Regions from separate parts of the Homo sapiens genome. Here all the other regions are linked to region 1. The links are chromatin loops, found by intact Hi-C in ENCODE. Cell type or tissue: MCF 10A. All regions are shown on one strand.

Region 1 (2,500 bases):
TGGTATCTAGAAAAACTCTCGGTATGTGTTTGTTCACTTGGGCCACCATCTATATGGTGAGATTTACACTCCCTTATTATTATTATTTTTTTTTGCATGGCTCTTACATCTTCAAAGGCATGTATTTGGGAAGACAAAAGATCATGTATTTAAAGATTAGCCTAACTTCAAAAAGATATGCTAAAGGTTAGTTTACAAAGACAAGGAGAAGAAAATATGACCCGAAGTTGGAAACAAATTCAGTGCAATCATAAACTTACCACATTTTTTGTCAGATTATCTGTCTTTGCCACTAGATAATGAGTTTCTTGAGGGTAAGGTTCATATCTTCACAGTGTATGTTCTTATCGCAGCACTTAACACAGTATGTCTTCAATACATATTTGTTGAACAAATAAAACTATTATGACTGTAACAACAGCGCTGATTCTAAGTTAAATAATTAAAATGTTGTGTTCTGTTCTCAACTCTATACTTTTGATGCCATGTGACCCAACGAGGTAATCTATAGCTTAAGGTAAAACAATGTCTATCATAGATTAAGCTTTTAAAAGCTAGAGAACAGTGCAATTTGAGTAGGAAAAAAACACGTGTGTATACAGATAAATGCACAGCACATGCCTAGTCATTGTCTGGAATGGCATCTGCAAACCTTTAACAATCATCGTTCATAAGAATGTGATTTGCCTAAGTAATACATATATACACATTTACTTTTATCCCCCCATACAAAACCCTATAATTTTTCCTTTGTTTGGGTTTTGGTTTGATCTTAATTTACAGTAAGTATATATTACTGTGTGACTAAAGGAAACAACTCACAGAGCTAGTGCACAATTAGAGGAAGGCAATCAGGCTGATAAATGGTCTGCATCCCATGAGAAATGAATAACCACAGAAAGAAATGGAGACATTCAGCCCAGAGACAGCCAAGGCAGAACAAACTATCTTCAAATACTTGCAGGGCTGTGGTCATGCAGAATGGTGCAGGCTGCCCTCTGCAGGACAGAAGGAGGACCACTGAACAGGTGGAAGGTTCAAAGATGCAAATTTCAGCTCTGAGGAAGTTTTTTCTCACCTTTGAGCTATTCGACAATAAAGGGGCTGCTTTACAGTAAAGTGGGTAACTTTGAAGGAGCCAGTTTTGCATTATTAAAAGTAGAGGTGTCTGCAATGGAGAGTCTGTAAATAGAGTTTGAGAGTCAGTAAATCCCTACATTTGAGTTCAAAATTGTGTTGGTGTGTACATGTTTTCAGAGGAGTGGCTCTATAATTTGCTTCCACTTCCTGTAGGGTTGAGCAACCCCCAAAGAGGAACTGGATGACTATTTGTTACTGACATTAAGGGGATTATTACACCTGTGAAACTTTAATCATCTCATCTATACCAACTATGAAAAATCAGAAAAATATAGTTCTGGAGTTTATTGGTTTCCCTTCTATGCAAATTATTTAATTTTTAAAATTAGTTATTACAGTCCATTGATAACAACCATCATGTCTTATATATGCCTATGTCTCTCCTAGATCAAGCACAGTTTCTTGTACGAAGTAGGTGCTTACTAAATTTTAAATAAATACATGAAGAAACAGACTCCCAGGGTAGATTCTTCCCTTTTCACTAATTAATGTAGTAATTAAATTTCACCAATAAAGCAGAATTCCACATATGAATATAGGATGGCATGATAATGATGATGACAACAGTGATTGTAACAAAAATGTTATTGGGGACTATGTGTCAAACACTTTTGTCAAGCATTTTATATGCAATAGCATGTGTAGTTCTCATAGTAATTTATTTAAGGAAAAGGTGGCTTAGATTAATTAAATATATTAATATAGCTAGTAAGTGATTCAAACCAAGACAGATATACTATGGCATCTGAGCTCCTAACCTCTATGGAAAATCTACTTAGGGAATAAGATTACCTGGACTTTGTCCTCAACTCTATCATAGCTGTACAAATAATTTAGGCAAGACACTTTTCTGTCCTTCACTTTTTAAATCTGTTATGTGGAAAACACACTAACAAAAGTCTAGGAGGCATTATGGAATGTTCATGAAGAACATAGACTATGATGACTCATTATGAACACATTGTACTCTACATGGTTGAACATAATTATAACACCTGTTTTAAAATCCTTGCTGCTAATTCTAACATTTGGATTATCTTGGGGTTGCCTTGGTTTATTGCCTTAAGTATCTTCACATTTTCCTATTTGTTCATATGTCTGTGTCTAGGAATTTTGATAGGTATCCTGCATATTGTACATCATAGTTTCTATCTGTGTTCTGTTCCTCTGAAATCTGTTTCTGTCATTGTTATTTGTTTATTTTAGCCAACACTTGACTTTATTGAAACTCCAAATTCTGCCTCCATTGCATTGGGCAGCCACTGAAATCTCTGTTCAATTATTTTAGCCTTCATACTTGCATAGTTTAGGGGTCAACCAGAGATTTGACAAGAGTTTATATGAAGAATTGGGGCTTCCA
Region 2 (2,500 bases), 800 kb before region 1:
TTCAACCAGTTTCAACTTGCATTATAGAGATTGGCTTAAATAAAATAAGCACCAGAAAATAGGAAGAAGGAACATAATCTTCTCTAATTATATAAGTTCTACTTTTAAGTCAAATAAGGGTCACTTTGAAACTCAAGCTCCTTCTTATCTGAAACAGGTATTTAAGTTTTACCAATGAATCTGCTGAGTTTGTAGAGATCTGTTGAAAGAAAAATCTATTCATAATATTCTAGGCTTCTACTCTAAAGACTTAAGAAATGTATTGGATAGTCTCATTTGAAGACTATTTCTCTCAGAAAGCAGTGATATGTCCTCTAGAGCAAAACCATTTTGAGATTTGCTTCTATGAAAGGCAAGCTTGGCCATTACAAAACATCATTTTGAATCAGCTCTTCTTTCCCAGTGTAGAGCTAGTTGATTTAGTTAATAAACATGGATTATACTGGGCTTAAGGGGCACAGAGACGCAGAAGGACCAGCATTCAGCATAAAGACTTTTAGAAAGAAAGTAATTTTATGAGTTAAAAGAAATTTAAACAAAGTAGATAATGTGGTATTAATAAGAGGCAAGGCTGGGCGCGGTGGTTCATGCCTGTAATTCCAGCACTTTGGGAGGCCAAGGCAGGTTGATCACCTGAGGTTAAGAGTTTGAAATCAGCCTGGCCAACATGGTGAAACCCTGTCTCTACTAAAAATGCAAAAACTAGCCAGGTGTGATGGTGGGTGCCTGTAATCCCAGCTACTGGGGAGGCTGAGGCAGGAGAATCGCTTGAACCCAGGAGGCGGAGGTTGCAGTGAGCCGAGATTGTGCCACTGCACTCCAGTCTGGGCACCAGAGCAAAAACTTCATCTCAAAAAAAAAAAAAAAAAAAAGATGTAGGAAGCAAGTGAGGTATGGCTTTGCAGAATAAGGATTTTAAATGGATTGGTGGTATAAGCGGGCAAAAAATATTCCTGTGATGGTTAATTTTATTTTTCAACTTGACTAAACCACAGGTACCCATACATTTGGTCAAACATTATTCTAGGTGTGTCTGTGAGGGTGTTTCTGGATGAGATTAACATTTGAATCTGAAGAATAAAACAGGTTCCTCCTTAATGCGAGTGAGTTTCATCTAATCTATTGATAACCTGTATAGAACAAAAAACTGAGCAAGAGATAACGTTGCCTGCCTGCCTGCCTACTTGAGACATTAGTCTTCTGCCTTCAGATTGGAATTTATATTAATACCATCTACTCCTTGGTTCTCAGTCCTTCTGACATGAACTGGAACAACACCATCAGCTCTCCCGGATCTCCAGCTTGCAGACAGCAGATCATGGGACTTTTCAGCTTCTGTAATTGTGTGAGTCAATTTCTTATAGTAAATCTATGTCCAGTTTTTTCTGTTTCTCTAACAGAGTGGAAAGTGCATAAGAGGTAGCAAGAGGACTGCAAGGAAAGTAGCTAGGAGTCTGTTATTATCCAGGTGGAAGAAGATGGTGATTTGGATTTGGTGATGGACTGGACCAAGGCTGATTTCTAGTGTTGTAGATTTTATTACCAGTAGATGGTGGAGGTCAGCCACTGAGAGAGGGAAGAGAATAAGCAGAATGCTTATAGAGTATATGGATAGTGGATAGAACATCATGAGTTTGTTTGAAATATGTCGACTTGAAGATGTTTGAGTCATCAAGCAGAAATGTGGACATGTGGGGCTAGAGATAGTAAAGTGGGAGGTGTATTTGATTGTGGTTGGTGGAGTATTTCCGTATCGCTGAGTTAATGGTACTTTGTGTATAAAACCTCAAGAAAAAGAAACCTGAGGCCGGGCACGGTGGCTCACGCCTGTAATCCCAGCACTTTGGGAGGCCGAGGCGGGTGGATCACGAGGTCAGGAGATCGAGACCATCTTGGCTAACATGGGTGAAACCCCGTCTCTACTAAAAATACAAAAAATTAGCCAGGCGTGGTGGTGGGTGCCTGTTGTCCCAGCTACTCAGGAGGCTGAGGCAGGAGAATGGCATGAAGCTGGGAGGTGGAGCTTTCAGTGAGCTGAGATAGTGCCACTGTGCTCCAGCCTGGGCAACAAAGCAAGACTCTGTCTCAAAAAAAGAAAAAAAAAAAAACCTGAAAACATAATTGGATTCCATGGAGCATCCACTGTCTCACTGTCTCTTTTTGGCTGGTAAGACTAGGAAGGTGCAATTGAGGAACTGATTGTCTAGCCAATTCACCATGTAGATTGCATCCTCCCAGGGTAAACATTTCCTCTGAAATGCTGTCATTTCTATAGTTAGACACGAGGCAAAGCCCTGACCAGAGTTCCAAAGTGTCCAGCCTCTGTTACCCTCTGAGATGGTTTCACAGCTCGTGTTTGAAGATGTGTAGTTTTCGGCCCAGGGAATATGACAAGGAGAAAATTGGTCATCTCTCCCAGGTTTACGAAGCTCTGAGATTTTTCTCTATCAAACCTTCCTTTCGTGGCACATTTCTGCATTCAGTTAAAACTTCTGCTCAG
Region 3 (2,500 bases), 450 kb before region 1:
CTTTTGCCACATGTATTCAGTGTCTTCTTGTCCCACCAGACTGTAGGCTCTAAGAGGTTGAAGACCCCGTCCATTCTTCACCACTTTATTTCTGATGTCTGGACCTCAAAAAATGCTTGTTGAATGTATGGATGGGGTAGATATGAGTGTCTTGTTGCTATCTATCACTGTTATACTGAGATGATAATGTAATGCTGCAAGATAGCAAATGTCTTAGAGTCTGAAACAGGAGCCATACAAAGGTAAGTATTTTATCAGTGTGACCTAGTATTTCTTGCATTTGAGAAACTCCTAATACATTCAATATACGTAGTGCTAAAAGAACTAAAGTTGCTAACAGGGACATGTTGCAACACCTTTTCAAATGGTTTATACAAAGCTCTAGACATTAACTATGAATTAAAACGTGGCACAACAACTTCTCATGAAATCACAGCAACATTTCCCAAGGCATTAGTTTATTCTCGTCCAAAATTTAAGAACATTTCAACAAAAAAGAAAATATTAGACTTGGATGATATTTTTTGCCCTGCAAAATTTCAAAATATGATAGTACTAGCAAACACATACATGTATATAGAGAGTCATCCCTTAGTATCTGCAGCAGATTGGTTTCAGGACCCCCTGCAGATACCAAAATCCACAGATGCTCAAGTGTCTTATAAAATGGTGTAGTCCTTGTATATAATATACACACATTTTCTTATACACTTTAAATCATATCTAGATTATTTTTAATGCCTAATACAATGCAAATGCTTTGTAAACAGTTATTACACTGTATTGTTTAGGGAATAATGACAAGTAAAAAGTCTGTATGTGTTCAGTACAGATGCAACTATCCTTTTTCTTTTCTTTTTTGTTTTAAATACTTTCTATCTGTGGTTGATTGAATACACAGACGGGAAACCCACAGATACAGAGGGCTGACTGTATATACAGCCATGCGTCATTTCACAATAGGCACGTGTTCTGAGGAATGCATCATTAGGCAATTTCATCGTTGTGCTAACATAGCGTGTACTTACACAAACCTAGATAGTAGAGCGTGCTACACACCCAGGCTGTATGATATAGCTTATTGCTCATAGGCTATAAATGTGTATAGCACGTTACTGTACTTAATACAGTAGGCAACTGTGATGCAATGGGAAGTTTTTGTGTATCTAAACAGAAAACATACAGTAAAAATATGGTACAAAAGATTTAAAATACAAAGTTTCACCTGTATAGGGCACTTTCTTGAATGGAGCTTGCGGGACTGGAAGTTTCTCTCCCTGGGTAAGTCAGCGAGTGAGTGGTGAGTGAATGTGAGAGCCTAGGATATTGCTGAACACTACTGTAGACTTTATAAAAACGGTACACTTAGGCTACACTAAATTTATTTTAAAATTTTATCCTCAATAATATATTAATCTTAGCTTACTGTAACTTTTACTTTATAAACTTTTATTTTTGTAAGCATTTTGACTCTTTTGTAATAAAACTTGGCTTAAGCACAAATGCATCATACAGCTGTACACAAATATTTTCTTTCTTTATACCCTTATTCTATAAGTTTTATTAAAAAATTTTTTTCATATGCATTAAACTTTTTTTTTCCCTGAGATAGAGTTTCACTCTTGTTGCCCAGGCTGGAGTGCAATGGCAAAATCTTGACTCACTGAAACCTCTGCCTCCCGGGTTCAAGTGATTCTCCTGCCTCAGCTTCTTAAGTAGCTGAGATTACAGGTACATGCCACCACACCCGGCTGATCTTTTGTATTTAGTAGATATGGGGTTTCACCATGTTGGTCAGGCTGGTCTCGAACTCCTGACCTCAGGTGATCCACCCGCCGCCATGGCCTCCCAAAGTGCTGGGAATACAGGCGTGAGCCATTGTGCCTGGCCCACTTTAAACTTTTTGATAAAAACAAAGATACAGACACACACATTAGCCTAGGGCTACACAGGGTCAGGATCACCAACAACGCTGTCTTCCACCTCCACATCTTGTCCCACTGGAAGATCTTCAGGAGCAATAATGTGTACGAAGTTGTCATCTCCTATGATGACAATGTCTTGTTCTGAAATACCTCTAAAGGACCTGCCTGAGGCTGTTTAAATGTAACTTTTTTTTTTAATAAACAGAAGGCATAGACTCTAAAATAATAAAAAGTATAGTAATTACATAAACCATAACATAGCCATTTCTTATCATTATCATGTATTATGTACCATACATAATTGTATGTGCTATACTTTTATACAACTGGCAGCTTGGTAGGTTTGTTTATACCAGCATCACTGCAAACACATGAGTAACATGTTTCAATACCATAAGACGACGACTATGACATCACCAGGCTATAGAAATTTTTCAGCTCCATCAATAATCTTATCGAACCCCCATTATCAATATGTGGCATAAGGCTCTGTGTGTGTGTGTGTGTAACATAATATATACCAGCCACTATTATTTAGTCATACAACAAGCTTCTAATGTATGAACTGTTATCAT

The links. Hi-C counts contacts between places; a loop is a spot of excess contacts. Peaks named below come from ENCODE experiments on the same cell type or tissue, not always from the same donor. Only the 100,000 strongest peaks of a DNase experiment are listed, where the experiment ranks them.
Region 2: a loop joins it to region 1, with 9 times the contacts of the local background. A loop is called at or near these places in 2 of 110 quality-filtered maps.
Region 3: a loop joins it to region 1, with 2.4 times the contacts of the local background. A loop is called at or near these places in 2 of 110 quality-filtered maps.

Annotation. Positions count from the first base shown.
Region 1 is chr5:155,942,506-155,945,005 of GRCh38, reverse strand. It overlaps a transcript of SGCD not described here. Among named protein-coding and RNA genes, the nearest start is that of SGCD, 380 kb to the left of the region's middle. In MCF 10A, a CTCF peak has its summit at 1,003 (motif pointing left); no DNase peak of the experiment used is centred here.
Region 2 is chr5:156,741,481-156,743,980 of GRCh38, reverse strand. The region is part of intron 7 of SGCD (sarcoglycan delta); the gene reads right to left. It overlaps LOC105377673 (a long non-coding RNA gene), which reads left to right and starts at 1,187. Exons shown (of 5, transcript XR_007059015.1): 1 at 1,187-1,345. In MCF 10A, no CTCF peak of the experiment used is centred here; no DNase peak of the experiment used is centred here.
Region 3 is chr5:156,389,836-156,392,335 of GRCh38, reverse strand. All of the region lies in intron 3 of SGCD (sarcoglycan delta), which reads right to left. Among named protein-coding and RNA genes, the nearest start is that of SGCD, 64 kb to the right of the region's middle. In MCF 10A, no CTCF peak of the experiment used is centred here; a DNase peak (open chromatin) is centred at 985.